Linked DNA regions of Homo sapiens: region 1 is linked to region 2. The links are chromatin loops, found by intact Hi-C in ENCODE. Cell type or tissue: natural killer cell. All regions are shown on one strand. Each heading gives the region's core, and the rest is flanking DNA. Links, peaks and the distances in the headings are about the cores only.

Region 1 (16,008 bases), core at 4,550-12,549, 58 kb after region 2:
AGTATTACTTAAACTCCAGAAACTGTGTCTCTGATAACCTGCCATAGTCATATGAATCAATTACCATATTTATGCAAAAAAGAAGAGACTAGCTTATTCTTCAGAATAGTTTAGTATTTTAACATCAGGCATATACAGCTTGTCACAAACACTTTTTCCTTTTTTTTTGAGATGGAGTCTCATTCTGTCGCCCAGGCTGCAGTGCAGTGGTGCAATCTCGGCTCACTGCAACCTCCGCCTCCCAGGTTCAAGCAGTTCTCCTGCCTCATCCTCCTGAGTAGCTGGGATTACAGGCACATGCCACCACACCTGGCTAATTTTGTATTTTTAGTAGAGATGGGGGTTTCACCATGTTGGTCAGGCTGGTCTTGAACTCCTGACCTCGTGATCTGCCCGCCTTGGCCTCCCAAAGTGCTGGGATTACAGGCGTGAGCCACCACACCTGGCACACTTTTTATGCAGTTGGATGAGGGTTTCTATAGGATAACTACTGTGTCACTGCATTACAATACCATAGCATTGACAAATACAGACAGTGACACTGAAGAGTCAAGAAATACTTCATTTAAAGGTCTGTGGCTGGGAATGGATATAATTGATTTAAATTACAAAAAATTAATGATAGATATCAATAAAAAGAGAAGTTAAAGATAGTAAAACGTATTAGGATGGAAATGATGAAATGTGATAAAAAGATAATGGTAACAAAGTGCCAGAAGTGTTCAATTTAGGCAAATTAAATTTAACAGAGTTTAATTGAGCAAAGAATGATTCACAAATCAGGCAGCCTCCGGAACCAGAATAGATTGAGAACAACTCTGGGGCTGCCACATGGTCAGATAATGTTTATGGACAGAAAAAGAAAGTGAGTATACAAAACAGAAGTAAACTACAGAAGCAGCTGGATTGGCTACAGCTGAGCATGTGCCTTATTTGACCTTGGCTTGAACAGCTGAACACCTGTGATTGGCTGAAACTCAGCTGAAACTCAAGTGATTGAGTGAGACTCAGCTCCGAGTTTCAAGAGTAGATTATGGTCTGCTCACACATCCAGTTAGGTTACAGGTCATTATGTGTGGAGAAACCTTTAGTCCAAACTTAAAATATGTAAGGAGGCAACATTAAGCTAAACTTAATTTAAGAAAAGTATATGAGAAAAATAAATTGCGCTTCAGAAAACAGTTGAGATCCCTATTGTATATGGATTACAAACCCTTTTTTATACAAGCTTTTCTTTAAAGAACATGCCCCAACAAGTAAAGTTCAGGAAATTCAAGATCCAATTCAGTAATTTAGAAGCCCTTGAAAGACAATTTGGTTCATATTGCACACACACAAGCACACGTTCTGAGATACTTATTAAACACATGCAGATAATAAAAATAGTTAACATTTGTCTAGTCCTTAGTCTGTGCTAGGCTATATTGAAAGCACCATGCATATGTTAGCTCATATAAGCCTCACAGTAACTCTAGAAGGTGGGCCCTATTATTACTGCCATTTATAGCTGGAGAAACTGAGGCATGGAAGGGTTCAGTGGCTTTCTCAGGACCACAGCTAATTATTATAGTAATGGACCAGAGCTCAGACAGTCTGGCTCCAGCATCTACTCCCCGCCTCAGTGTCTTGTCCCAAGACTATACTCCCTGTCAGATGTAGGGTACTGGTATTATTCAAAGCAGAGGAAGTAAAATATTTAAAACGGAAGCACATTTTAAAATAGAAAATGAGAGGGGCAGAAGAGACGGAGCGTGTTAATGACCTCTATATCCTCTCATCTCCCTGGGAATTCATTCTATAGCAAAACCAGGGAGAACTGTGGAGGAAGCCTGGTTCTCTTGAAAAGAAAGAACATTTCTGGGCTCTTATTCTCAGCGGTTGTGTTATCTGACAATGCGCCCTTGCATGGAGAGTGGTTTGTTTGCTGTTTTCAAACCACAGGTGTGAGCATGTGATGATAGCAGTGCATTACTGATTTTCTGTTCATCCTGCAGTGAAAAAGCACAATGTAATGTGCTTCCATAAGGTGTGAAGTAAAACACTTTTAATCAAACTTCAAAGAACACTCTTCTCTTCTGAGAGCAAAGCCTTGTTTCCTTGCTGCTCCATCTTCTGTTCAGTGTTAACTGTCTGCTGCCCATCTCCAGCCTGGCTGTGCTCAGAAATAAATTGTTTCCATTGGGCCTAGGCACTCAAGGGTTGGAACTTACTCTTGAGATCAAGGAGGGCCCTGCCTCTCAGAGTGTTTCTTTTTATCATCCCATGGTTTCCCACACAGACAAACTGTTTTAAACTAGACCTGAGGTTGACAAACTTTGATCCACAATAGAATCTGGCCCACCCCCAAGATGACTTTGCATTTTTATATGTTTAAGGGGATAAAAACTCAAGAGAGGTTTAATATTTTGTAACACCTGAAAATTATGTAAAATTCAAATTGTGTCTATAAATAACATTTTATGGGAACACAGCCATGCCCATTCATTTACGTCCACAGTTTCAATAAATGTGGACATGGCTGTGGAGTGTGGACATAAATGAATGAGCGTGGCTGTGTTCCCATAAAATGTTATTTATAAACACAATTTGAATTTTATATAATTTTCAGGTGTCACAAAACATTATATAATTATGTCCAAATTACATAGTTACAGTGCAGACTGTATGACCTGCAAAGCTGAAATATTTACCATCTTTCCTCTTATAGAAAGACTTTGCTGAGCGAAACCCCATCTCTGCAAAAAATACAAAATTTAGGCATGGTGGCGTGCTCCTGTAGTCCCAGCTACTGGATGGGGGTGAGGGTGGGTAACGGGAGGATCGCTTGAACCTGTGAGGTTGAGACTGAAGTGACCCAAGATCCTGCCACTGCACTCTGGCCTGAGTGACAGAGCAAGACCTTGTCTCAAAAAAAGAAGAAAAAGAAAAAAAAGGAAGTTTGCCGACTCCTGAACTAGAGCACCAGAGCATCTCAAGCCCCACCCAGTTTGGCCACCTTTACTAAAGATGAACTAGGCCGGGCACAGTGGCTCACACCTGTAATCCCAGCACTTTGGGAGGCCAAGGCAGGTGGATCACGAAGTCAGGAGTTCGAGGCCAACATGGTGAAACCCCATCTCTACTAAAAATAAAAAAAATTAGCCGGGCGTGGTAGCGGGCATCTGTAATCCCAGCTACTCAGGAGGCTGAGGCAGGAGAACAGCTTGAAACCGGAAGGCAGAGGTTGCAGTGAGCCGAGATCACGCCACTGAACTCCAGCCTGGACAACAAGAGTGAAACACCATCTCAAAAAAAAAAAAATGGATAAACTAAGCCTGCCGAGTGAAAGGCACACATCATTTCACTGAATGATAACTGCAGGGTGTCCCACAAGCTGCTGGCCATTCTCTACATTCATCATAGTTTAAACTGCTTTAATTGGGGTGATTTCCCTGCATCATTTGTCTGTAAAATATGTGAGATCTCTTCCTAGAGGTCTCACCAAGCCACATTGTAAAGGAAACAAACATCATCAAGTTTCAGGTTCCACAAAGAGCCTGTAAATTCCTTAGGTTAGGGAGTTTAGCACAAATCATTTTCTCACAGACCCAAAACACTATAATATTCCTATTTTGTCTTCATTTAATTCCCATGGTCTTAATGTTAAATGTGATGTTCATTTTTTAAATGTGAAGCTCAAGAATAAGTTGCTAACTAACTTGTTGCTAAAATCCAGTTTTATATGTAGTTAAACATTTTGGCTGAGTGCAGTGGCTCATGCCTACAATCCAGACACTTTGGGAGGCTGAGGTGGGAGGATCTCTTGAGCCCAGGAGTTCAAGACCAGCCTGAGCCACATAGCAAGATCCCATCTTAAAAAAAAAAAAAAAAATTGTGGCCATAAACCCTGTGTCTGCACGGTTTACAGTGGGCTTGTGTGAGCTGAAGCTGGCCTGTAGGCAGTGTTTCATCATCTGTGTGACCTGTAGCAACTGTTCAATTCTAGAATGGCTTCCTCCACCCACTTCGAGCCCTCAGGAGCCCCACTCACCCATTCATTCAGAGCACCCACTTGTTGACCACCTGCAGTGGGCCAGGCCTTGGCTGCTCTATCCAGTCTGTGTCAGAGCACCTACAGTCCATGGCAGGCAACAGCTGTAAAGAAAGAACTGCATTAAGTTAGAAAAATATAGGTAAGAGAAGATTGGTAGAGATGAGTCTCCCCCATTGGGAGTCCCATGGCAGCACATAGAAAGGCTTTACAAAGCAGTTGGTCTTCCCACTGTTTGCCCATTCCGTAAATAACTACGTGCACCTGCCATGTGCAAGGCCCTGGGTTAGACACATCACACTCCCTGTTCTCAACCTTACATTCCAGTGGGGCAAACACACAAAACCCAAGTAAACAAATGAGTAAAAATAATTCGATATGATAAGTGCTAAGGAGGAATAAGCAGGGCTCTGAGGCAGAAAACGAGGTGCCCTCTTTTCATAGAGTGGTGGGAGAAGGCCAAATGAAGAGGTGACACTTCAGCTCAGGCTCGGAAGATGAACAGGAACTGTGAAGACCAACCCAGTCAGGAAGAATAGTTGGTGCAAAGGCCCTGAGGCAGAAAAGAACTTAGTATGCTTGAGGAATTGAAAGCTGGCCAGGAGTTGGAGGAACAGACCATTAGCCACGGCTTTGCACGTGGTGTGAGGAGGGGTGTGGCTATTGTGGGCAAGGGTCTGGAATGGCATGGGTGTTGGTGGATGTGCCACGGATACAGGATTCTAGCCGGGACGAGCGGGAAAAGCAGGCTGGAAAGCCAAGGAGGAGGCAGATTGCGACAAGCCTAGGATACCAGGTCAAGAGATTTTGGTTTTATGCAACAGACAACAGGCAGCCAGAACAGAGGAGGATTTTGTGTTTCCACTTAAAAATATTTTTTCTGACAACAAAGTAACTCTATTTGTAGAAATTTTAGAAAATATACACAAGTACATTAAAAAAAACTGGAAGCACACATTCAAACCATTGTTCACATTTTTATATCTTCTTTGCATATAGATCTGTGTATAGTTTTACAAATATGAGATTCTTCTGTACATTCTATCTTATAATTGTGATTTCACTTAACAATATAGAGCAAACATTCTGAAAATGTTTTCCTGTGTCACTGTTCTTTTCCAGCACAGCTTGTAATATCTGTGTGGTATTTCATGCTAACCACACAGGTGTTAAAGGCTGTGCTGGAAAGGAACAGTGACACAGGAAATTTGTGCTAAATTCGTACATTTATTCGACAAGCCCTGCGATTGAGCACCTAGAATGTTTCTAATTTTCAGCCTTACAAACAGTGCTGTGATAATTATCCTTAAAATGATGTATTTATTCATATCCGTAATTGTTTCCTTAGGAATTCCTAGAGACAGAGTTGCGGGGTCAAAAAGTGTATATTTTTTAAGGCTTTTCGTACATTTTTCTAGATTAGCTTCCTAAAAGCTTGTACCATGTTATGCTCCTACCAGCCAAGTGTGAGCATACTTCACTTACCAAGCTACTCACTTTGCACTAGATTTAATTGGCCCGTTTGAAAAGGAAAAAACTTCGTATATCCATTGTTTCAGTCTGCATTTCTTAAATGAAATTGAACGTTTTCTGCCATGGGTCTACCTGTGATTTGTACGTGTTTCATGGATTATTCATATCCTTTGCTGATTTTTTTTCTTTTGGTGTGTTTATGATTTGGTTACTAATTTTTAGGAGCTTTTTATATATTAAGACCATTTACACTACTTGCAGATACTTTCCCAGTCTGTCTTTCTGCATTCTTTTTTCAACAAAAGTTTTGCATTTGTATGTGGTCAATTCTGTCCTTTCCTTTAGCCTTTACATGAATGCTTTTCCCCACTGAAAGATCAGGTAAATATTCACTTATATATCCTTCCCATTCTTCAGTACTTTTACAAATTTTAATAATTTTTATATTATAAATTTCAATAATTTGTCATCTTTAATCAGATTTCTGTATTTCAAAGATAACTGAAGAAGTGTGGAGAAGGTTCCAGAGGGGAAGGAACTGGTATCAGGGAGACCAATTAACTAGGTGTTGCAGTTGCCCAAGAGGGATCTGGCCATGGCAGTGATTCCAACCCTTTCCTGCCCCCACACAGTCTAATTGTACAGAGTACACCCATCAGGAGTAGCTCTCACTATGTGCAGTGATTCTCAACCTCAGGTAGGGGCAGGGGCAGGGGCAGGGGCAGGGGCAGGGACTCTCAGCTCAGTTGAGAATCCCAGTGGAGTTTTAAAGGAAAGAACATATTGAACAGAGGCTCAGGAGGGCAGGCAACTGAATGGCTGTAGGTGATGAGCAGAGTAACTGGTGACTCAGGTATTTTATTTAGGTGAGTTGGTAGATCACGGTTCCATTAGCCTAGACCATAACAACTATGGGAGGCAGAGGCAGAGCCATAGAAAGGAGGGGAAGAGCATGGAAGATGACACAGACATGTTAGAACGTACTTATTTTAAAAGGATATAGTTCAGTTCAGGTGGAAATATCTAAGCAGTGAGAACGGGGAGCCTGGACCCCAGGAGTCTGTACTGGGGAGTGTGGATTGGGAAGCCAGCTTAAAGGAAGTTGAAGTGGTGGGAGTGAATGAAACAAGCCATGTGTGGAGAAGAAGAAGAAAAACATGGCCAATAAGGAACTCTCAGGAACATAACATTCCAAAGGTGGGAAAGGGGTGTTGAGGAGGAGAAATAAGTAAACAGGACTAAGAAGAACTTGTCAAAGAAGTAGGAGAAGCAGAATGACAGCAGTGCCGAGAGAAAAAGAGTTTCAAGGAGAGGGAATGGTCTTCAGCTTTGGAACTTTCTAGCAAGATACCTAGGCCCTTCATTGTGCCATCAAAACCCACGTCCTTTTTCAGCTGCTAGAAGAGGAGCTGATTCTTTCTGCTAGACTCTTTCCTATTCTATGTCAGGTCCATTCGCAGCCCTGGTAATTGCACACACTGCTTCCTCCACCCACAATACTCTCCCCTGCTCTTCCTGGTGAGCCACTCCTCTTTCAGGAACCACTTCAAATATCGCCTCCTCTGTAAAGGCAGTCCTATTCAGCCTTCTGCAAAATTCACTCAACACTGTTGTGAATTTCTCAGAGGTCCCTTGGCACTATAGTTCATCTCTCTAGCTAGCATGCCACCTTGTGTAGTAGTTTTCTACTTCTCAGTGCTTTTCAGGCTCCTCTAAGGAGTTCCCCCAGCAACAGGGAAGAGTTAACTCAACATTCACCAGGGACATATCCCAACACAGCCTATGACATGCTGCTGGTTTTTTTGTTTTTTTTTTTGTTTTGTTTTTTGTTTTTTTTTTTTTGTCTTAGAGAATGGCATCTCACTATATTGCCCATACTGGCCCTGAACTCCTGGACTCAAGCAGTCCTCCTGCCTCAGCCTCCCAGAGTGCTGGGATTATGGGCGTGAGTCACTGTGCCCAGCCTGGCATGCTTCTTTAAAGGCCTGTGTTTTGGTAATGGTTGATGCTGTTTTTCATGCTGTCATTCTAAATGTTGGTTTTAATTTACTTGGGTGTCAGGTGTTTCCAGTTACTTACATGGAGTAAAGCTTAGTCTCCAGCAAGTTTCTCCATCTTCGTTCTGTGGTTTCGCTTACTATAGCACCCTGATGCACATCCAAGGGAAATAATCGTGTCCCGGTTTAAGAAGCTTCAGTTTCCACATCTGTATCTTCCATTGGAGCAAGAGCATTTCCACTGCAGTGACTGTTCTTAAACATCCTCTCTCTAGTACCCAGCACAGTACCTAGGACATAGTAAGCATTGGTGTATACATTTACAGAAGCAAAGGACAGAAGGAGGAAGGTGGGAGATGAAAGAGTGGATGGATGGATAAAAGGAAGGAGGGCAAAAAAGGGGAGGTGAACAGATGAACAGATGGTTGGGAGGGAGACAAGGAGGGGAGGGATGGATGAATGGATGGATGGATGGATGGATGGATGGATGGATGGATGGATGGGTGGATGGATGGATGGATTACAAAGGTTAAAGAGTGAGCAATGCAGGCCAGGCTGTGGCTCATGCCTGTAATACCAGCACTGTGGGAGGCCCAGGTGGGCCAATTATTTGAACCCAGGAGTTCAAGACCAGCCTGGGCAATATAGTAAGACCCCCATCTCTACAAAAAATACAAAAATTAGCCAGGTGTGGTAGTGTGTGCCTCTAGTCCCAGCTACTCAGGAGGCTGAGGTGGGAGGATTGCTTGAGTCCAGGAGGCTGAGGCTGCAGTGAGCCATGATTACGCCAATGCCCCTCTGCCTAGGCAACAAAGCAAGACCCTGTCCAAACGAAACAAAACAAAAAACAGTGCATAAGTAAAGCTTGACTGCAAAGTACGATGAGGGAGAAGACATTAGCTATGGATAGTTTATTTTAACTTCAAGGCATTTGGTAGCAGTGGAGGGATAGGGAAGAACAGGTGGACTTTTTGGTCTTTTGTTTACTGGAGGAGATTTGAACATGCTTCTAGGCTAAGGACAAAGCAGATAGCCACTGGAGGAGAGACTGAAAATATTTATTCAATCAAGAAATATTTATTGAGTACCAACAATGTGCCAGGCTCTGTACAGGAAGTGAGCAAGATATAGACGGTGTTCCTGTGCCATGGAACTTTCATTCCAGCAGAAAATAGAAAGGATAATGGGTCATGATCCATGAGAAAATGGAACCGCGTGCTGATTGGTGTGTTCTCGGGAAGAGCAAAATGTTTTAATGTTAGTCCAGGTCAAACATAATTATGAAGGTGAGACTCCCGAAGGGAAAAGCCACATACATTCCAAAGCCACCTGGATGCGTGTGTGTGTGTGTGTGTGTGTGTGTGTGGCAGTGGGATGGTGGGTGGGGGGACATAGAGAAAGAGCAAAAGTAAAGCTGGACGTGTCCAATGTATATTTGCCAAAAACATTTTTCTCTCCTGTGATTCAGACAAGGTGGTGCTTTCAGGATATACAAGTGAAACCAAGGCAGAAAAAGACATGGCCAAGTCTTGTCTAGCCGGTTAGCCTAAGCTTTTCTGGTCTTTTGTAAGTGACTCATTTCCCTTTTGTGTGGTTTTCTTAATATATTCTGCATAAGGCTGGCTGTTACATCCAAACAGAAGCAAAATGTATGATCTGAGCATGCACTGCCTCTTGATCTAATCCACTTCTTAATTACATTTATGTTCATTGTCTTTGAGTCCTATAGTTTGGGACAATTCTACAGGCTCCCCACCCCTAGAAGTCATTCATTATCAGCTACCAGCCACTCAATGTTTAGTTATAGTGAATAAAATACTTTCAGTGTCAGAAACTATAGATCTCATTTCTAACTCTAGATTAATTCTGTTTCGCTGATAATATTAAGAAATGGCTGTAAATTGGATGAAAATATTCTAAAATTATTTCACTATTATCATTTCTTTCTCTTTTTTTTGACACTCTGTTGCCTAGGGCTGGAAGGCAATGGTACAATCATAGCTCCCTGTAACCTCAACCTTCCAGGCTCAAGTGATCCTCCCACCTCAGCCACCCAAGTAGCTGAAACCTAGCTAATTTTTAAATTTTTTGTAAAAACAGCATCTCACTACATTACCCAGGCTGGTCTCCAACTCCTGGGCTCAAGCTGTCCTCCCTCCTCAGCCTCCAAAAGTGCTGGGATTTCAGGCCTGAGCCACAGTGCGTGGCCCACTTTTATTACTCCTATTTCTATTATTATAGGCTATCCCCAAATACTTTTTAGAAGTAGGCAGAGTATATTCGCAAGTACCTTTTTAATTACCTAGAAAACAAATCTACAAAGAATGAAGACATGGGACTCAGTTTGTGATTTCCTCATTTTTAATGTGTGGTATTATAGAGGCCTTACTAATCCTCTGTGATTAGCTGTGGAAAATTTTGCTTTAATCTTTGCAACAGGTTAGATCATGAGACAGTGAACACCAAAAAAAAATTGCAACTCTGTAGTATTGAAAAAATTTTATATGGCATATTTCTTGTAACAAAGCATAGCTCAGGCTGGGCGCAGTAATCCCGGCACTTTGGGAGGCCAAGGCAGGCAGATCACCTAAGATCAGGAGTTCGAGACCAGCCTGGCCAACACAGTGAAACTCCGTCTCTACTAAAAATACAAAAATTAGCCGGCCATGGTGGTGCACACCTGTAATCCCAGCTACTTGGAAGGCTGAGGCACGAGAATCACTTGAACCAGCAAGGCAGGGGTTGCAGTGAGCTGAGATTACACCGCTGCCCTCCAGCCTGGGCAACAGAGTTAGACTCCATCTCAAAAAAAAAAAAAAAAATTATAGCTCAAAGCTTGAAAATCATTTTGTTTTCATGGGATTCATTGTAAAGGAGATTTGACCTAACATATTATTAATACTGATCTTTTCATTCCGTTAAGTATTCACTATCATAGAACACTAAATTAGGCACATTCCATAGAACTTTATAGTTTTATGCTTTTTGTGATGGATAATACTGAGTGTCAACTTCATTGGATTGAAAGATGCAAAGTATTGATCCTGGGTGTGTCTGTGAGGATACAAAAGGCTTTCACACTGCATTTTACTCCTATTTCGCAATACTTCCATAAGATAGTTAATGCAATTAACGTGTCCTTCATGTGACAGATGAGGAAAATGAGGCTCTGGGATTGAAGAGACTTGACAAAAGTCATTCAGGTCATTGGTATTTGCATAGACCACACACCTTGCCACCAAGTAGTTCCCAGACTGAAGCAGAGGCAAATGACCATTTATGAGTGTAACCCTCCTAGCATGGCATCCAACTCATGGCAGACCCTCTCCAAACGTTAGCTATGTGCATTTAAACTTATAATTCCCACAAACAGAAGTGACATTAACACTACGGAAAACAGAGCTTCGTAAATTAGAAAGTCAGTGCTATGCCCCTCCTATGACCTCGCTAACATTTTCAGAAGGTGGCCCAGGGATTCCTGCTCACTACTTATCTTTAACGTTTATATTTGTAACAAACGATTAAGAGGGAGGGTGCAGTGGCTCACACCTGTAATCCCAGCACTTTGGGAGACTGAGCTGGGTGGATCACTTGAGCCCAGGAGTTTAAGACAAGTCTGGGCAAAATAGTGAGACCTTGTCTCTACAAAAATAATGAACAAAATTAGCTGGGTGTGGTGCTGTGTGCCTGTAGTCCTAGCTGCTCTGGAGGCTGAGGTGGGAGGCTCACTTGAGCCCAAGAGACAGAGATTGCAGTGAGCTGAGATGGCACCACTGAACTCCAGCCTGGACAACAGAACAAGACCCTGTCTCAAACAAACAAACAAAAAGGATTATGCATTTTGTGTAACATATATTTTTTCAGTGTAAATGTATGTGTATACAGATATATATAAAAATAATTAAAAGTCGGCCAGGCGCGGTGGCTCACGCCTGTAATCCCAACACTTTGGAGGCCGAGGCAGGTGGATCATTTGAGGTCAGGAATTCAAGACAAGCTTGGCCAACATGGTGAGACCCCATCTCTACTAAAAATACAAAAATTAGCTAGGCGCGGTGGTGCACACCTGTAATCCCAGCTACTTGGGAGGCTGAGGCAGGAGTATTGCTTGAACCCGGGAGGCAGAGGTTGCAGAGAGCCAAGATCATGCCACTGTACTCCAGCCTGGGCAACACAGTGAGACTCCATCTCAAAAAAAAAAAAAAAGACCAAAAAATAATTTAAAAAGAATTTAAAGTGGTACTGAATAAGAAGTCAGGTCTCCCCTCATTGGTGTCCCATGCAACACAGTGACTTCCCACTGGCACTGGAAAACAGGATTTTTCCCCACGTTGCCAAATGCTCATAGAGCCAGTGACCTGCTGAGGTCTTCTTGAGGAGCTCAGACAGCTCTTAACCTAGCTCTAACTCCTTCTTATTAGGCCCCTTCTCATTTTCCCTCCTCTGCCTTCTATACCTAGATAATCCTAGAGGATAAACTTTTTTTTTTTTTTCTTGAGACAGGTCTCGCTCTGTCACCCAGGCTGGAGTGCAGTGGCGCGATCTTGGCTCATTGCAACCTCCTTCTCCTCGGATCAAGCCATTCTCCCACCTCAGCCTCCCAGTAGCTGGGACTATATACGTGCACCACCATGCCCAGTTAATTTTTTGTATTTTTTGTAGAGACAAAAAATATAAAAGACCAGCCTTGTTGCCCAGGCTGGTCTCCAACTCCTGGGCTCAAGCAATCTGCCCACCTCAGCCACCCAAAGTGCTGGAATGACAGGCATGCCACCATGCCCTGCCTAGAGGACAAACTTTTGGCCAGAGCCAAATTTCTTCAGCAGGTGACAAACCCAGAAAGAAAGGGCTTAGGGTTCTATAGCAACTGCAATGATGAGTGCTCTCTCGTCATGTTAAGAACAAACTAAGGAAATTAAGAACTGGGCTGTCCAAAATGGACCACTCTCCGTAGTGAATTTTTTTTTTTTTTTAAGACACGGTCTTGCTCCTTCACCCAGGCTGGAGTGCAGTGCCACAATCTCAGCTCACTGCAACCTCTGCCTCCCAGGTTCAAGTGATTCTCCCACCTCAGCTTCCCATGTAGCTGAGACTACAGGCATGCACCACCACGCCCGGCTAATTTTTGTAGGTTTTTTAGTAGATTCAGGGTTTCGCCATGTTGGCCAGGCTGGTCTCGATCTCCTGGCCTCAAGTGATCGGCCTGCCTTGGCCTCCCAAAGTGCTAGGATTATAGGAGTGACCCACTGCGCTGAGCTACTATAGTGAATTCTCTATCACTGGAAATACTCAGGCTGAGATCAGACAATCACTTGGGATGCTGCAGAAGCGGTTGGTTGGTTGGACAAGACAATTATGAACAACCTTTCCTAATCTGAGCTTCTGTGATTCTGCGGCAGCAGAAGTCACCTTTATGCCTATGGACACATGAAGTGTGACATGTTAATGACTATGCATATGGAAAAGCGTGGCATTTATTTAATTTACCTAACTTAGAGCCTCACATTCCTTAGCTGTAAAACTGGGATAAAAATACCTGTCCCATGGGATTTTTATGCAGATTAATTTAAATCATGAAACATAATGTAAATTGCCTGCCGCTGTGTCTGGCAGGTACTCATTAGGTGCTGGTTATCTTTGAATATTCACAATATACCATGTGCTGTAACATATATGAAAAAAGACTTGATTGCTGCTTTGAGTTAGATGAGTTCTCGTGCCGGCACAATGGCCCACACCTGTAATGCCAACACTTTGGGAGGTAGAGGTGGGAGGATTTGCTTGAAGCCAGGAATTTGAGACTAGCCTGGGAAACATAGTAAGATGCTGTCTTTACAAAAAAAAAAATGTTTAATTAGCTGGGCACGGTGATGTAGTTCCAGCTACTCAGAAGGCTGAGGAAGGAGGATCACTGGAGCTCAGGAATTTGAGGCTGTAGTGGGCTGTGATTGTGCCACTGTACACTCCAGCCTGGTGACAAAGCAAGACCCTGTCTCTAAAAAAAAAAAAAAAAGGTTCTTATTTTTGTGACTTGGCCAGCCTTCAATAATGGAGCTCAGTGATAGCCTAGATAACCCAAACAAAATAAAGCAAACATCACTTTGAGGTGCACCTCTGAATTTGCATCTGGGCATTACTGATTTGCAGTACTACCTTTGCATTTTATAGGCTGTAAACTAATTGAATTTGAGATTCCTTTCTTGGAGTCTCAACTAAAAGGCAGGAGAACTCATATTTTCATATTTGGGAGCACAGGGGTTTGGGGAAACAGTAGGTTCTTTTTAAATGAATATCCTTGGCAGCCATGCCCCCCACAAATCCTTTTTCTGCTTCTCTAGGAAAGGTGCTGGAAAGCAGCCAGCACATAGGAATTAAAAAGACAACCGGCACAGAAGAGAAATGTGTGCTAAAAATACTAAAACCAACAAGGATTCATCATCTGAAAGCAAAATAGGTTTTCTGTGTGCCCCTGCTTCTGGACTTGCTCACAGTCGTGATGGCTCTGTGTTATTTGGGGGTGACAGTAATTATGGAGCTGGAGTGCTCCTCGACAAAGACAGACAGAGCTCCTCGCAGAGGGATGGTTTCCATGGCAATAGCATCAGCATCTGAATGACTTCCTGTCACAACAAGTTGGTGATTTAATGAGTTCATTACTGAATTCCAAAGGAAAACCAGAGAGTGGATGAGCTACTGTTCAGCCCTCAAAGTGGCTAAGTCCATAGTGAGGGAGCCATTTCTACCGGGTGCAGCATCAGAACCATTAACAGCTCAGGGCCGTTACAAAGGCAGCCTGGGTGCTCCAGGGCGGGTGTGTGAAGGGAAGGCGACCCAGACTGTGAATCTGCAGCCACGTGGTCTGGCAAGGCCTCAGTGGCTGTTATTCCAAGAGTGTGAAAGAATCATATGAGTCTCCACTAGAAGCTTTCCCTGGTTCAAACCCAATAAAATTCATATCACAGGAGTTTAGCTCAGGGCTTCAGATGCATACTCCCAAGTACCCCAAGTCCTTTAGAAAAGACACCGAGAAAAAGAAACAGACCTTAAATTCTTATTGTGTACAGAGGAAAGGGAGAAAGCATTTCATCCTACTTTCTGTTCTTCAGTATTGTAGAGATTGACACTTATGTGGAACCCCAAAAAAAAAAAAAATCACCTGGATACTTCAGAAATTGGAGATGTCATTCATGTGGCGAATTGCATATAAAATTTAAGCTGAGAGGTTATGTATCACAATAAGAATGTATAATAATTGACCTTTCATGCTTTACTATCTTCACTAATTAAAGTCTACCATATGGCTGGTAGAACAATGTAGCCTTAGGCTGATCAATTAACTAGGGACCAGTTAGGGACAGAAGTAAGACAGCGGTCATGATTCTCTGTGAGTGTCTTCCTAATAAGAGGTGGAATGGTATTCCACTCCTCTCACGTTCCTTTCCCCATTAGTTCAATAAATATTTGATCCCTCAAAGGGTTTACGATCTAATAATGGGGACTGACTACATTCAGAAGGAAGCCTAAAACAGGAGAATAATATGCCACTGTTTACTGATGTTTCCTGGGTGCTGCCACTGAGCCACATGCTTTACATACGTTTTCTCACTTACCCTGTATAACCCCATGAGATGAGCATTGCTCCCATTTTTTATATGAGGAAACTGAGCCCTGGAGAGGCTGTGTAAGCCAGAGGTGCCCACAGCTGGGAAGTGCAGAGTTAGGACTCCAACTCGAGTCTGACTCCTTGGTTTGTGTCTTGCGCACTCTGCCCAAAGAGAGATGCAGACTCGGGGCCACAGGCATTCAGCGGGAGAGGCCAGAGAGGGGCAAGATGGAACAAAGACCTTGTAAGGGGAAGAGATGCCTCCTCCCCTTGCTCCCCTACACTAAGCAGAGACTCCATATCAATACGCAAGGCAGGTGGACAAGGTCTGTGCCCAGATATAGGAAACAGAGAAAACTTGGAGAAAGAGAAGTCACAGAGAACTAAAAATATGCATTTTATCAAATATTTTACCAGATCAACTAATAAAATGGGGAATTTGACTAATTTGGCCATATATATATTATGCTTAGAAAAGCATACATAGTAAAGGTTGTAAGTATGAGTGTGTGTGTATATGTGTATGCATGAACAAGTGTTGATCATTTTCTCTTTTAATAAAAATAAGGAAAGCAACTGCCTGACTGATGTGATACTTGCAAAGAACACATAGTTGCCTCTTATTTTTCTATATGCAAGTATACCTACTTTCCAAAACATCTAGCATATTTTCCCAGGATCCCTGAGAGGTGTTGTTCTATCCTTGTCTTTCTAACAATGGGGAAGAGAGAAGATTGCTAGTATTCTCTAAGAGTACCTTCATAAGACGTGGTCAGCAACAGAACTTTTACCACCCCAATCCTACTCATTTTTGGAGATTCCTTTAAAATATACCACTATTTCATTAATCATGTGTACAATTTGGACAGTAGAATTTTTAAAAGAAAAGCTAGTGTCATATAAAA
Region 2 (16,008 bases), core at 4,294-12,293:
TTAAAGCATACTTACTAATTAACATTCACCATAACAACTTTGAATCCCTAAGAAAGGAAAAGAATTTTATTCTGTTTCATGAAGTGGGAAAATATTTATAAATATGGTATTTTTACTGTTTATCTGATGTGTTAAAATAATAACAAAAAATTTTTGAAAGTGACTGTCTGTTTATAAAGGAATTAATTCTTAGTTATCCCAAACAATGTATTCTTTCTATGATGCATTTACAAAATTAAGGTTTCTCTCTGTTACTGTCATATGTTCTTGGGTCAGTGATTCAGAATAGGTGGGCCGCGAGCAGTGGCTCATGCCTGTAATCCCAGCACTTTGGGAGGCTGAAGCGGGTGGATCACCTGAGGCTAAGAGTTCGAGACCAGCCTGGCCAACATGGTGAAACCCCATATCTACTAAAAATATAAAAATTACCCGGGCATGGTGGCGGGTGCCTGTAATCTCAGCTGCTTAGGAGGCTGAGGCAGGAGGATTGCTGGAACCCAGGAGGCAGAGGTTGCAGTGAGCTGAGATCATGCCATTGCACTCCAGCCCAGGCCAACAACAGACAACAGCGAAACTCCGTCTCAAAAAAAAGAGCAAAGCAGGTGGCTTCTCTCTGCTCTGCAGTATCTGAGGCCTTAGCTGGGAAGACTTAAAGACTAGGGGTGATTTAAGGGCTGGGGCTGGAATCATTTGAAGGCATGTTCACTGAGGTGACTGACACCTCAGTGGGGAGGACTCGGAGACTGAAACTGCTGACCGGAGAGCCTTATGAGGCCTTTTGGAGATGCTTGGCTTCCTCACAACATGGTGGCCTCAAGGTAGTCAGCCTTCTTTATTTTTTTTATTAACTTTTTTTGAGACAGTCTACTCTATTGCCCAGGCTAGAGTACAGTGGCGTGATCTCAGCTCAATGCAACCTCCGCCTCCCAGGTTCAACAATTCTCGTGCCTCAGCCTCCAGAATAGCTGGAACTACAGGCATGCGCCACCATGCCCAGCTAATTTTTGTATTTTTAATAGAAATGGCCATGTTGGCCAGCCTGGTCTTGAACACCTGGCCTCAGGTGATCCACCCAATATGCTGGGATTACAGGCATGAGCCACCACGACTGGCTGGTAGTTGGACTTCTTATGAGCTGACTTAGTGCTCAAAACATGAGTGTCCCATTAAACGAGGCAGAAGCTGCATTGCCTTTTATGAGCAGGCCTCAGAAGTCACACAGCCCCAATTCTGTTGCATTTTATTCGTCAAAAGCCAGTCATATAGTAAGCCTAGATTGAAGGGGTGAGGATATAGACCTCTATCTTTCTATGGGAGGAGTGGCAAAAATTTTGCAAACTTGTTTTAAATCCTCCACTTTCTACCCGCTGATTAAAAATTATTTTTGTTACTCTTACTTAAAATGCACTTACCAGCCAACCACTGTGGTTACACCTGTAATCCCAACACTTTAAGGACGCCAAGGCAGGAGGACCACTTGAGGCCTGGAATTCAAGACCAGTCTGGGCAACACAGCAAGACCTCATTTCTACCAAAAAAAAAAAAAAAAAGTTTTTAATTAGTCAGATGTGGTGGTACATGCCTGTAGTCCCAGCTACTTGGGAGGCTGAGGCAGAGGACTGCTTGAGCCCAGGAGCTCAAGGTTTGAGCCATCATTGCACCACTGCACTCCAGCCTGGGCAACAGAGTGAGACCCTGACTCAAAAAAATGAAGTAAAATAAACTAGAATGTGCTTACCCACTCCCAAGATGTCCCAAAAGTCTCATCTCCTTATAATACCAGGTTTAAGGTCAAGGGCCAGGATCTCATCTAATTCAATCCAGGCACAGTTCCTTAAGTAGAGTTCCTGCAATCTGAAGACCAACTAAAAGGAAAAGTTACCTGCCCCGCATACCCAACATGCAGTGATGATCTAGGGGTGGGATACCTACCACAGACATTTCTGTTCAAAGAGGAGGGGAATGAGGGGCACAAAACACTCACTGACCATCTGTGTTTGCAACTAAGTAGCTTTCTTAGCTGCTTCCTGTCCACAGGTCCAGAGCCTCTTTGCATTTTGCCATGTCTATGTTGCTTTCAGTCCAGTCCTTTGAAATTTTGATGGTTTCACTGTGTATCAATTTATAATCACTCCATTAGACAAAAAACACGCCCACAAATCTCTGCAAAATAAACTCTCCCATACCTTGGGCTCCTCGTGAGCTATTGTGGGACAAGACCCTTAAGATTCAGGAGCCCTGTTGTTTATCGGATAGAATTTGTAAGGCATGCCCTAAAGATCTTTAGAGCCTCGTTTAGTCTGTCTGGAAGATACTATGGATGCCTTCGATCTTTCTAAGGTTTTAACAAAGGATTTTACAATCCCACTCTGGGTTTGATCCGTTGCCCTGAAACCATTTCTTAATTTGAGAATCATTTGCCATCTGGAGAAGCTGGGAATAAGAAACAGTTTTATTTTCAAGCCTAGCAATTGCAGGCTTCTTTATGTTTCCTCTAAATTTTACATGAGAGCAGAACCATTCTTTATTAAGGTCCTCTCTCTCCTCTCACATTTTTTTCATAGACAGCAAGAAGAAGCCAGATGGCACTTTCAGTATTCTGTCTAGAAATCTCCTTATCTAGATCATCACATTTGTTACGTACATTTTCTATTTTCTGCCTTCCCATAGGCAACAGTGTTGTCAAATTTTCTCCTTAACAAAGGTCCGCTTTCCTCTGGCTCGAAGTAGTCTTTTCCCTGTTTTCCTCAGGCCCTCACTGACCTCCTCTTGAAGGCCTGCCATGATTCCCCCAACAGTCTCTCAGAACCTTTCCAGCTTCCACCTACTTCCCAAAGCCAGTGCCAACTATCTGGGATTATGTTATAGGAGCACCCTACTCCTGTTCCAAATTTTTATTCCAATTACTATTGCTGTGTAACAATCCACCCCAGACTTAGTGGAATGAAACGACCGCTACTTTATTATGTTCTTGGATTCTGTTGGTAAAGAATTTGAAAGAGGCACTGTGAGGCCAGCATGCCTCTGCTCCACAATGTCTAGGGCCTCCATTAGGAAGATTCGAAGGTGGGGGTTACTTGGTGAGTGAGAGTTGGAATCACTGGAGCCCTCATACACTCACTTGTCTGGCCCCGGCTGGCAGAGCTCAAGCCAGGACTGCTGACCAGAGCACCTGCACACGACCCCTCTGAGAGGTTTGGCTGCCTCACGGCATGGCACCTCAAGACCATCAGCCTGCTTGCATGAGGGCTCTGGGCTCAAGCAAGTTGTTGCTTTCAAGAGATGCTTGCTTATAAAGGGATAAACTCTCAGTTATGCCACAGCTTCCACCATTTCCATGATGAGCCCACACAGCTGAGCTTCCTGAGTTATAGCTAGTTGAGGAGTAAGGAGGGAACAAGATGTGGGGGACTGGGAAGGGAGAAGGAGGGAGATTAGGAGAGACAGATGAACAGAACAGAGAAAGGTGAAAAGAAAGTCACCAGGTGTCCTGCAAAAAGCCAGAGCAAACTGTCTCCCAAGTTTCTGAATGGAAAACAGAATGAACAGAATGTTCTCCATCAAAGAGCAGCCAAATCAATTTGTTAATTGAGATCAAAAGAACATAAGCATTATCTCTGCAGTCTAATCAAAGAACAGAAGTTGAATAGTACATCCAAAAACCCAAGTGTCTGTGTCAAAATACGAGCAAACACCTGCAGAAATTAAGTGACCGCTACAATTTCATGAAAGTTCTTTGTGTGTCAGGCATAGCTTTGGACGGGGTGTGGGGGGCGGGGGCATGGAAGGGCAGGGAGGTGGGGGGAATACCAAGAATGAAGTCCCTTAGAGGTGTATGTAGAGAGCAGTAACCAAAGAAGAGGAGAGATTCTCCAGGACAGAAGATTGTGGAACAGCTGCTACTGGGAGGAAGTTTGGAACAAAGATGCTCCAGAGTTAAAAAAAAAAAAAAAAAAAAAATTAAAACATTATTATAGTGATGAAATAGCAATAAATACATTTGAGTATTTACCATCTTACTGTAAAATGAAGTATTGTTTTATATACCATGGTATACTGTAAAATAAAAACAATACAAATGCAAAACTTCATACTTGGCTGAAAAAAGTGAAAGCCAGCGAGCCTGACCCCAAGGAGATCATTCTGGTTGGACAAGCACACGGATAATACATAAATGTGAACTATTAATAAATAAACTGAGTTATATTGAGGTATTTCTTTTTTTTTTTTTTTTTTTTTTTTTGAGATGGAATCTTGCTCTGTCGCCCAGGCTGGAGTGCTGGAGTGCTGGAGTGCAGTGGCACTATTTCGGCTCACTGCAATCTCTGCCTTCCTGGTTCATGCGATTCTCCTGCCTCAGCCCCCCGAGTAGCTGGGATTACAGGCACGCACCACCACGCACAGCTAATTTTTGTATTTTTAGTAGAGACAGAGTTTCACCATGTTGGCTAGGATGATCTTGATCTCCTGACCTCGTGATCTGCCCACCTCGGCCTCCAAAAGTGCTGGGATTACAGGCGTGAGCCACTGCACCTGGCCTATATTGAGGTATTTCTTACTAGTGAACCACCCTTACCCTTGTGAATATACGCTCATGGTCATGGTGTTTATCTTGTTGCATCCAGTTTGTTAATTATTTTGGATTTTGCATCTGTATTTGTACGTTACATTGATTTCTGGGTGTGTTTGTTTTTGTGTATGAGAGAGAGATTCAGCAGGTTTTGCTAGCAGGATAAATAAAATGAGTCAGTATGATTTTTCTCTTTTTCCATATTGTAGAGCATTTAAGTATGATAGAAATTACCTGGGCCTATAACATAACCTGTGCCTAGTAAGAACTAGAAGAGTATTTTTCTGATAATCTAAAAAAAAACTTTTTGCTAGTTATAAATAGAAATTAATTGTTTTATCTTTCTTTAAGTCAATTTTACTAATTTATATTTTCCTATAAAATCATGCATTTCAGGCCTGGTGCAGTGGCTTACACCTGTAATCCCAGCACTTTGGGAGGCCAAGGTGGGAGGATCACTTGAGCTTAGGAATTCATGACAGCCTGGGCAACATGACAAAACCCTGTCTCTACTGAAAATACAAAAACTAGCCGGGTGTGGTGACGTGCTCCTGTGGTCCCAGCTGCATGGGAGGCTGGGGTGGGAAGATTGCTTGAGCCTGGGAGGTAGAGGCTGCAGTGAGCCGAGATCGTGCCACTGCACTCCAGCCTGGGCAAGACAGCTAGACCACATCTTTAAAAAAAAATATGCATTTCATTAATATGAAATTACAATTACAAAAGTTTTTCTCTTCTAATTTCTTCTTCTTCTTTTTTTTTTTTTTTTGTTTTTTTTTTTTTGAGATGGGTCTCACTCTGTCACCCAGGCTGGAGTGCAGTGGCGTGATCAGCTCACTGTAACCTCAAACTCCTAGGCTCAAGCAATCCTCCTGCCTCAGCCTCCTGAGTAGCTGGGACTACAGGCACGCACCACCACATCCAGCTCCAGCTAATTTTTTTTTTAGCTGGGGTTTTTGCTATGTTGCCCAGGCTGGTCATGAACTCCCGGCCTCAAGTGATCCTCCTGTCTCAGTCTCCCAAAGTGCTGGGATTAGAGGCTTGAGCAACTGCTCTTGGCCTCTTATAATTTTGAAAGTCAACACACCCTTTCTTAAATCCCTTTCTCATTCCTAATGTTAAATATTTGCGGTTTTGCCTGTTTTTTCCTTGGTGAGACTCTGCCAAGGGTTTGGTCTGTTCAAAGAACCAGCTCTTTAATTTATTATGTATGTTGTTCTCATTCATAAACTTCTACTTTTATCTTAATTAATTTTATAAACAGGGTATATTTTTGTTTTTTGCTTAAATCTATAACCCCTCGTCCTCCAATAAAGGAGTTGTATCCTGTTCACATTTCTTACAGCAACTGGCAAAAAAACTTTTCTTAAATTCAATCGTGTTATTTAAATGCTTTCTATTTTTTATGCTCCCACGCTATTTCATTCTTTTTTCTGTTGCTGCATTGGTCAAGTTTTATTTATTCTCTTTTTACTACTGGTTAGAACCTTACACATCCTTTTTCATCTTAATGATTACTGTTAAATATTTGAGCTGATCTTTCCTAATTGATATCAAGAATAAAATGGATTTACTTATCTCCTCCTGTGAATTGTGACAAAATTAATAGAGTTTTCTTTTTGTTTTTGAGACGGAGTCTCGCTTCAGTGCCCAGGCTGGAGGGCAGTGGCATGATCTCGGCTCACTGCAACCTCTGCCTCCCAGATACAAGTGATTCTCCTGCCCCAGCCTCCTGATTAGCTGGGACTATAGGCACCCTCCACCACAACCAGCTAATTTTTGTATTTTTAGTAGAGACGGGGTTTCACCGTGTTGGCCAGGCCAGTCTCAAACTCCTGACCTCAAGTGATCCTCCCGTCTTGGCCTCCCAAAGTGTCGAGGTTACTGGTGTAAGCCACCACACTTGGCCAAGTTTTCTGTTTTAAAAAAGGATATAAACCTGAATTTTATTTTCCTGTGTAGATAACTTATTTTTGTATGCCTAGGTACTTGAAGATTTTTTCCTTTATTCTACAGGTCTAAAACTTCTCTGGGCTACACATCCAGAAGATCCTCTAAGTTTGGCTGGTACCTGTGATTCCTTTCTGTCTAAAGACTGGGATGTTTTCTTCTATTATTCTTTAATTTTCTAAAGTATCTATTCAGTTACTGCTTCCATTGTGTATGTAATTTATCATATTTGTCTTTTCGAATTATTTCTCTTTCTAATATCGGTCTGTTTTGCGCTGATTTCGTAAATGAGAATATGGATTAGAGATTTTCTTGTATAGTGAGCTCTGCTCTCTAGCGCTCATTCCATTGCAGAGGAGGAGAGGACATCTGCTCTGATTTCTCAGGCCGGCCTCCTCTTCCAGAACTGCTCAGCTCTTTACCTATCTAGTTGTGTTCACTGTTTGGTCCTTCTTAGTAAGGAGAGGCTGGGAGAATTGAAATGGGTTGCAATCAGAGACTCTTTTTGCCCTGTTCAAATCTTCAAGGCCAAAGAAGGGGAAGGCTTAGATTTATCATAGCATAGAAATCTCATAGATTAGGAGAAATAAGGAAGCAACAGGGGCAGGGGGAGCCTTGATAAGGAGTTTCCCTTTTGTTCGGAGAAACGCATCTATGTGTTATGGCTGCCCAAATGCAATGAGGTAGTGACCCCTTCCCCAGCTGAGGTGTTTCACAAAATACCTTCCATTTGCATGGTGTTGTAAGGTTTTAAAATTATATTTTCAGTGATAAAGTTTTGCTGACTTATTTTCACTTAGAGTGTAAGACCCTCGAAGACAGAGGGTTTTTTTGCTTATTTACTTTTTGTACTCCAGAGTTGCTACTATTTGATCCTTACCACAACCCTGCAAGGTAGACAAGGCACCTGATGTTATCCTTATTTTGCAGAAAAGGAGACAGATGCCCCAATAAATTAAATGAGTCACTCAAGATCACATGGCTGAATTGGGATTAACACCCAGGTCATCCTTAGTACACTAATCCCCACTTACCATCCTTTCTTCCAGAACTAAAGGGGACGTTCTGGGTGCTGTTTGTCCTGCTTTGGCAACAATAGGGACTTAATCTTTCATTATTTGTGTAGCAGAGCAACTTAAGTACTGTTTTCCCTCATTTCTTCTGAGACTGACACACCACTAGGCCTGGGCGTACACATGAAGAATTCCCATCCACAGCAGATAAAGCCACCTAGACAGCAAGGGAGAGAGAAGGGGAGGGAGAGAAGCCCACCCGCTGAGAGGGGGTTGTGGCCGAGAGCAGAGTCATTGGCTCCTGTCCTCTGGTCCAGGTAGCACCTAGGAAGGGATCCTCTATCCCTGTGGTTTCAGCGTTCTTTGCCGAATCTGTCTCTTTTCCCTGAACCCCTGCAGCTAATGCTCCTGGGATATGCTGGCAGAGTTACTGCTGTTACCATTCTCATTTCTTTAGGCTTTAATCAAGCTCTCCTGTGAAGTGCTACATCAATTCAATTTTGAATTTCACATATAAAATAATGAAATGAGAGTGAAGCGTGATAGACATAAAATGTTTTTTTAAAATGAAAATGATATTTTTAATTTAATCATATAAAAATCATCTGGATCCAGTACATGTAAGTGGCAGAGAGTTTGCTATATTCTCTTACCAATGGCCTCAGAAAGCCCACGATCCACATTGGTTGGTGAATGATTTCCAATTTCTTTAATATTTTCCCTTCTCTCCATTAAGCCCTGACCCTGGCATTCTTTAAAATCAACCCAAGAACTCACCTCCTATGAAAATGTATTCATGGGAATACTTATTTATAGAATATATAAATATTCTATGTTCATTTATACATGATACTTGAAAAACCTGGTGTGATGGAAAGAACATGAGTCCCCATCAGTCTGCAGGTCTGAGTTCTAGTTCCCGGGCCTGCAGACGGGCTGAACTCCTTCAGTCTCAATTTCTATCTGTAAAACATAGGCATGGAACTAAGTGACACTGCAAATCTGTAAATTGTTAAGGTGTTTTTCTTCAGTTATTTAATACTTACCTCTTCCTCTGATCCAACTGGATTGTGAATCCCCCAAGAACAGGGATCACATTCTCAGCATCTTCTGCACGTCTGTCCCTACCACAGGCCGTGTGGCACTGCGCCATCCCCCAGTGGTTGCCTTGTTCATGCTGCCTGCCCGCCTGGCTGATAGCACCTGTGGTAGCCAGGAGGTGGCACTTCGGTATTTTATGCAATAGAAGAACAGACCACAGAATGAGGAAATCACTCTGACTTCTGCTTTATTGACCAAAGTAGAATATCTAGAGATCAAAACAGCCAGGGTGTGCAATTTTTTAAATTTATAGGCAATGAATATAATTTACGTGCATGGGTGGTGGTGTACAGGTCTCTTGAGTCTTAGTATGGGCGTAAATTTGTGTAACCACTGCCACAGTCAGGATACAGAGTAGTTCCATACCCCAAAAACTCCCTTGTATCGGACTCCTCATAACCCCAAACCCTGGCAGCTACTGATCTGTTGTCCATCCTTATCCTTTTATCTTCTAGAGAATATCATATAAATGGCGTCACACAGGCTGTAACCTTTTGAGACTGGCTGCTTTCATTCAACCATAATGCCTGTGAGATTTATCTATGTTGTTGCATGTCAGTAATCTGTATCATTAGTTTGTTCATTGCTGAGTAGCGTTCCATTATTTAAATGTACCACAGTTTGTTTATCCGTGCACATGCTGCTGGATATTTGGGTCGTTTCCAGCTTTTGTCAATTATTAGTAGAGCTGCTGTAAACATTCATGTATAAATTTTCATGTGAAGCTAAGTTTTTATTTCTCTAGGATATGTGCCTAGGAGTGAGATTGCTGGCTCATGTGGTAATTTTCCATTTAATTTTTTGAGTTAACAACCACTGTTTCCACAGTGGCTGTAACATTTTACATTTTGTATTTTCACCAATGATGCATGTGAGTCCCACTTGTTCTGTGTCCTCACCAGCATTTAGTATTATCACTCTTTTGTTGTTGTAGGCTGTTTTGTTATTTTAGCCATTCTGATGGGTTTGCAGTGGTTCCCATTGCAGTTTTAGTTTGCATTTCCCTAATGGCTGCTGATGTTGAGCACCCTTTCATGTGCTTATTCACCCCTATGCCTTCTTTGGTGAAGTGATTTCAAATCTTTTATCCATCATTTTTAATTGAGTTGTTTACTATCAAGTTTTAAGAGCTCTTTATAGATTCTAAATACAAGTCCTTTATCAGATACATTTTTGCAAATATTTTCTACCAGTCTGTGGCTAGTCTTTTCACTCTCCCACCAGTGTCTTCCTTAGAGCAAAAGTTTTAAATTTGATCAAGTTCAATTTATCAATTTTTTTGCTTTATGGATTGTGCTTTTGGTATCATTTCTAAGAAATATTTGCCAGCCCAAGGTCACAAAGATTTTCTTCTATGTTTTCTCCTAAAAGTTTTCTAGTTTTACATTTTGCATTTCGATCTTATAGTGCACTCTGAATTGTTTACGAGATGTGAGATTTAGGTAGACTTTTATTTCCGTTTGCATGGGGGTGTCCAAATGTTCCAAGTTATCCAGATGCCCACATTATCCTTTCTTCATTGAGCTGTCTTTGCACCCTGGTGAAAAAATTATTGGCCATATTCACGTGAGTCTGTTTCTGATCTATGTTTTTTTTTTCCTTTCTAAATTATTGTCTTGATTAACCTAGCTTTATACTAAGCATTAAAATCAGCCTCTATGAGCCCTCCAACTTTATTCTTCATTTACAAAACTGTTATGGCTATTCTAGTTCTTTTGCTTTTCCATACATATTTCAGAATCTGCTTGTTGATACCTACAAAAAATCTTGCTGGGATTTTGGTTGGGATTTCATTAAATCTATAGATTAATATGGGAAAAATTGGTATCTTAAGAATTTGGGTTTTCTAGTCCATGAGGATATTATTTTCCTTCATTTATTTAGGTTTTCTTTTATTCCTTTCATCAGCCTTTTAATTTAACTTGTTCAACATTTTGTAGTTTTCAACATGTAGGTCCTACAGATAGATGTTTTGTTAGATTTATATCTAAGTATTTTTGTTTTTGGAGTTGTTATAGATGGTTTTGTTTTTCAATTTTTGTTTCAAATTTTTCATTGCTAATATAGAAATATTTTTGTATGTCAGCCTTGTATCCTTTGACCTTACTAGATGCGCTTATTAGTTCTGGGAGCTATTTTGTGGATCCTTGGCATTTTCTATGTAGGCAATCATGTAATCTGAAAACAGAGACATGTGTTTCTTCCTTTTCAATCTGTATGCTTTTTAATTTTTTTTTTCTTTGAGATGGAGTCTCGCTCTGTTGCCCAGGCTGAAGTGCAGTGACGCGATCTCAACTCACTGCAACCTCCGCCTCCCGGGTTCACACGATTCTCCTGCCTCAGCCTCCTGAGTAGCTGGGATTACAGGCGCCTGCCACCACACCTGGCTAATTTTTGTATTTTTAGTAGATACAGGGTTTCACCATATTGGTCAGGCTGGTCTCGAACCCCTGACCTCAAGTGATCCACCCACCTCAGCCTCCCAAAGTGCTGGGATTACAGGCGTGAGCCACCACACCCAGCCGCTTTTTAATTTATTTAACCTGCCTTACTGCACTGGCTAGGGCTTCCAGTATAATGTTGCATAGCTGCAGTGACAGTGGAAATCCTTGCATTGCTCCCGATCTTAAGGGAAAACATTCAGTCCTTCTTCACCAAGTATGATGTTAGCTGTGGCATGTTGTATATGTCATTTTATCAGGTTAAGTTCCCTTATAATCCTGGTTTGCTGAGAAATTTTTATCATGGATAGATGTTGAATTTTGTCAAGTACTTTTTCTGTGTCACTTGATACAATCTGTGGATTTTCTTTGTTATCCTGTCATTTTATTCTGTCATTACCTTGATTAATTTTTGAATACCTAACTAGCCTTGCATTTCTTAGATAAACTCCACTTGGTCATGTTGTATTATCATTTTTATGTATTGTTGGATTTAATTTGCTAATATTTTCTTGACATCCATTTTTACATCCGTGTTGATGAAGGATATCAGTTTGTAGTTTTCTTGTACTGTTGTGTTTATTTTTGATATCAGAATAATGCCAGCTTCAAAGTGAGTTAGGAAGTGTTCCCTTCTCTCCTATTTTCTAGAAGAAATATGGTGAATTGGTGTTATTTCTTCTTTAAATGTTTGGTGGAATTCACTATTGAAATCATCTGGGACTAGAATTTTCTTTTTCAAAATGTTTTTAAATATAAATCTAATTTCTTCAACAGATACAGAATTATTCAAGTTATTTCTTCTTGGAGAGTTTTAGTATTTTGTGACTCTTAAATAATTATTTGTTGTTGTTGTTGAGATGGAGTCTCACTCTGTCACCAGGCTGGAGTGGAGTACAGTGGCATGATCTCAGCTCACGGCAACCTCTGCCTCCTGGGTTCAAACAGTTCTCCTGCCTCAGCCCCCCAAGTAGCTGGGACTACAGGCGCACGCCTCCATGCCCGGCTAATGTTTTTTTGTGTGTTTTTTTTTTTGTATTTCAGTAGAGATGGGGTTTCACCATGTTGCCAAGGCTGGTCTCGAACTCCTGAGCTCAGGCAATCCGCCCGCCTTGGCCTCCCAAAGTGCTAGGATTACAGGTGTGAGCCACTGCACCCTGCCAGAATTATTTGGTTTTAACTAAGTTGTTGAATAAGTTTTTGTATAGAATTGGTCCAAATATTTTAATATTATCCTTTTAATGTCTGTGTGGTCTATAGAGATGGCCCCTCTTCCATTCCTGATATTGGCAATAAGTTCTTCCTTCTTTTTTTGTTTTGGGCTAGAGGTTTATCAATTTTATTGATCTTCTGAAAGAACCATCCCTGTTTCATTAATTTTTCTGTATTGTTTTTCTATTTCAAATTTTGTTCATTTCTGCTCTTTATTATTTCCTTCCATCTGCTTGTTCCGTGAAACTGATAGAAGATTAAAGTCAGGGGGTCACTGAGCAAAACCCTTAGAAAATGTATGACGTGTTTTGTTGTTTTTAGGGATGGTGTCTCGTTATGTTGTCCAGGCTGGATTCAAACTCCAGGGCTCAAATGATCATCCTGTATCAGCCTCCCAAGTAGCTGGGACTACAGGCACATGCCACCATGCCCAGCTCCAAAATGTATTTTTTAATTCATTCTTTTGAGAATGATCCAAATAGTTTTCCATGCATTTTCTCTTTGCAGTTGACTGGTCTGAGTGTCTCCAATGGAAAGGACCAACTTGTAGTGTTCCATACGAAAGACAACAAAGACCTCATTGTCTGCCTCTTCAGCAAACAGCCAACCCATGAGAGTCGAATTGGAGAACTTGTTGGAGTGCTGGTGAATCATTTCAAGAGGTAAAGTTTGATTTTTGTAACTAAGACACGTTTTAAATCTATGAAATCTTTAATCGTAATTATCACTGAGCTTGTTTTGTGCCAATTTTAATGTATTGAGCTATTTTTCTCCATAAGGACAACTTAAATCATCTGTTTCGCAGAAGGTAAAATTAGCATCCCAGCTTACTTTCAAGGTTAGGAATGATCCTCTACTTTTCCAGCCTCCAGCTGAACCAACAATGAGAGATTTCCCTAAATGGTGATTTTTATTCCACTGTCGATCCAAATGCAATTAAATCCAAAAGATAGACAAATTACTTTATATTCTTCTCGTCATAGCTTCTCATTTACCCCAAGTATAATCAGTTTGTGTGTCCACTATGACCATAAGCAAATTAGAAGGCAGATTTGGGATGGTTTGCAAGTCCATGAAGACTACAAGAATTCCTGAGAGAGGCAGTGACCACTGCAGAAACATGGAGTCATGATGGAACATGGCATAATCTGAGAACTTCATAGTAAGCCCTGATGATACCTGGGGCAGGGGGGTGAACAATGATATAATAAATATAAACAGAGAGCAGGTCCTGAGAGTGATGGGGACCAGTGAATGGATAATTTTAAGCAGGGGAGTGATTTTGTCTGGTTATTTATTGGAGTTGTTTCAGAGATTGGATTTCTCTTCCCATAAGGGGTCATGGAGTATTTGGGTGGGTGTATCTCTCCAAAGTCAAGTGCTCTCTTTGTGGCATGCTGCCTTCACCTCCCCAACCCCACCTGATGCTGGGAGAAGACCACTCATCAAAATCAGTGACTAAGAAATGATACAAGTGTAGTTACTTTTTCTTCCTAAAAGACATTTCCTGAGTTCCTAAAATTAATCAAGTATTCCTTATTAGTATGTTTTTTTTTTTCAGTTTAGACGTGGCTTCTCTTTCTCTCAACAAACACATATTTGGAATCAGATGTCCACATATCTAATTCTATTGTATTCATTTTGGCTGATAAATGTATAGAGCATAATTTTAGAGGTGGGCTGCACAGACCATTTATTTTATGTTATTACACCTTACATTCTAGATCAAAGTAGATCTTTAAATATTTTCTATCATTAAATGCTTTTACATGCTGTAAGTAAAATAATACTTAATGGTCATTTGTGGGGAAAAAATAAGAAAGTAATTACCAAAAATAATAATAAATGCATAGACTTTTGAAAATTCCTTTCCATCTGCCAAATAAATGTAAAGCTAAGAAAAATTTTAAAAAGTTTAGAATGTGGCCAGGCGCAGTGGCTCACGCCTGTAATCCCAGCACTTTGGGAGGCTGAGGCGGGCGGATCACGAGGTCAGCAGATCGAGACCATCCTGGGTAACACAGTGAAACCCCGTCTCTACTAAAAATACAAAAAATTAGCTGGGCTTGGTGGCGGGCACCTGTAGTCCCAGCTACTCAGGAGGCTGAGGCAGGAGAATGGCGTGAACCTGGGAGGCGGAGCTTGCTGTGAGCCAAGATCCCGCCACTTCACTCCAACCTGGGCAACAGAAGGAGACTCTGTCTCAAAAAAAAAAAAAAAAAAAAAAGTTTAGAATGTAAGGAAAAGACATAAAGAAGGCATCTCTGCAATAAATGTCTATAACTCAAATAAGCAAGCTTATTTTCCTGCTAATATTTATAGCAAAGTATAGAAAATTAAAGGAATTTTAATTTGTTACTCTTAATTTGGATACCAGTACTAATGAATGCAAGAGTTTTTGCCTGGGAGATTGAAGTATTTTATCTCTATCTGGGTGCTTATTTAGCAAATTCTGATCTATTAAGTGCCTTCTACAAGTGACAGAAATACGTGAACCTGGATGTAGATTTCATCAGTTGCTTTCTTTTCCTAGCTAGCATATGCATGCTGAGGTACATTTCTAGGCGTATGTCCTCTATCTTTAATGTATGTAAGGATTTTTAATTTCTTTAAAATTTATAAATGTGAAGAGAAGACTATCAAGATGCTAGGAATTTTTTGGTGGATTTTTTTTTTTTAATTCTTGGTGTTTCTATCTTATGAATTAAGAGTGAAGTGGAAATGAGAGATAAAATCTTTCCTCCCAGACCCCAGAAAAGTCAGGCTTGAAATTTTGACTTAGAGTTTTAGTCATCAACTTACTATTTACTTTTTGGGAAAAGGTTAATTTGATTTTTTCTAGCTATTTTCCTTTATTGTCAACTATCGTATCATTGCCATGACATTGAAATTCACATTGTATTTTATAAGCATGATGTTGTGGCACATAATCTTATTTGTCCCTGAGTTAATTATGGAAATCCAAAGGTTCGGGAGGGAATTAACTTCAGACCAATTCTTTATCTTCCAGATAATTTCCCTAAAGTACATTCTGAGATGTGTTCTTGTCAGCAGTTGGGAGGAAAGGGCTCAAAACTTCCCAAGGCTGAGGCAAGAACCAGCTAAGAGGACCAGAGGGAACAGTGCCCAGCCTCACAAAGAGCCAGGAGTAGTTTCTGATCTAACAAGGCAGACTAAAGAACTTCGTCATTCACAGGGTAATTGGGTACAGTATTCAGAAGGGTTTTGCCTCAGTAGGGGGGAATAATTGGCCCTAGAATAAATGCTGCTCTGGTACCACCTAATAAATCTTAAAAGCAAGACCCAAAAGGATCAAACTGCTTCCAAGTAACTTAGCTATGTCCTGAAACAAAGCTCATGTATATTTCTAAAAACACAAAAATATCCATACCCAACAGGTAAAATTCACAATGTCTGACATCCAGTCAAAGATTACGGGCATGCAAATAGGAAAATACAGTCCATTATGAGGGGGAGAATCATCCCTTTGAAACCAACCCAGAACAGACAAAGATACTAGAATTAGCAGATACAGACATTGTAAGTCATTATAACTAGATTTCAGATGTTTATAAGTTAACTAGAGATAAGGAAGATGTAAGAAAAAGACCCAAATCGAACTTCTAGATGAAAAATACACTGATGTTTGAGATATTCCATGATTTAAAAAGAAAACAAAACAAGACAAAGCATGTCCTCGAATAAATTTTTCCTCATCACCATG

The links. Hi-C counts contacts between places; a loop is a spot of excess contacts. Peaks named below come from ENCODE experiments on the same cell type or tissue, not always from the same donor. Only the 100,000 strongest peaks of a DNase experiment are listed, where the experiment ranks them.
Region 1: a loop joins it to region 2, with 1.9 times the contacts of the local background. A loop is called at or near these places in 5 of 110 quality-filtered maps.

The regions. Positions count from the first base shown.
Region 1 is chr17:32,544,415-32,560,422 of GRCh38, reverse strand. All of the region lies in intron 21 of MYO1D (myosin ID), which reads left to right. Among named protein-coding and RNA genes, the nearest start is that of CDK5R1, 65 kb to the right of the region's middle. RefSeq lists an enhancer at 13,805-14,304. In natural killer cell, for the core only: no CTCF peak of the experiment used is centred there; a DNase peak (open chromatin) is centred at 9,052; H3K27ac peaks cover 439 bases.
Region 2 is chr17:32,602,025-32,618,032 of GRCh38, reverse strand. MYO1D (myosin ID) reads left to right here. Exons shown (of 22, transcript NM_015194.3): 21 at 12,792-12,946. Among named protein-coding and RNA genes, the nearest start is that of CDK5R1, 120 kb to the right of the region's middle. In natural killer cell, for the core only: a CTCF peak has its summit at 8,704 (motif pointing right); a DNase peak (open chromatin) is centred at 8,712.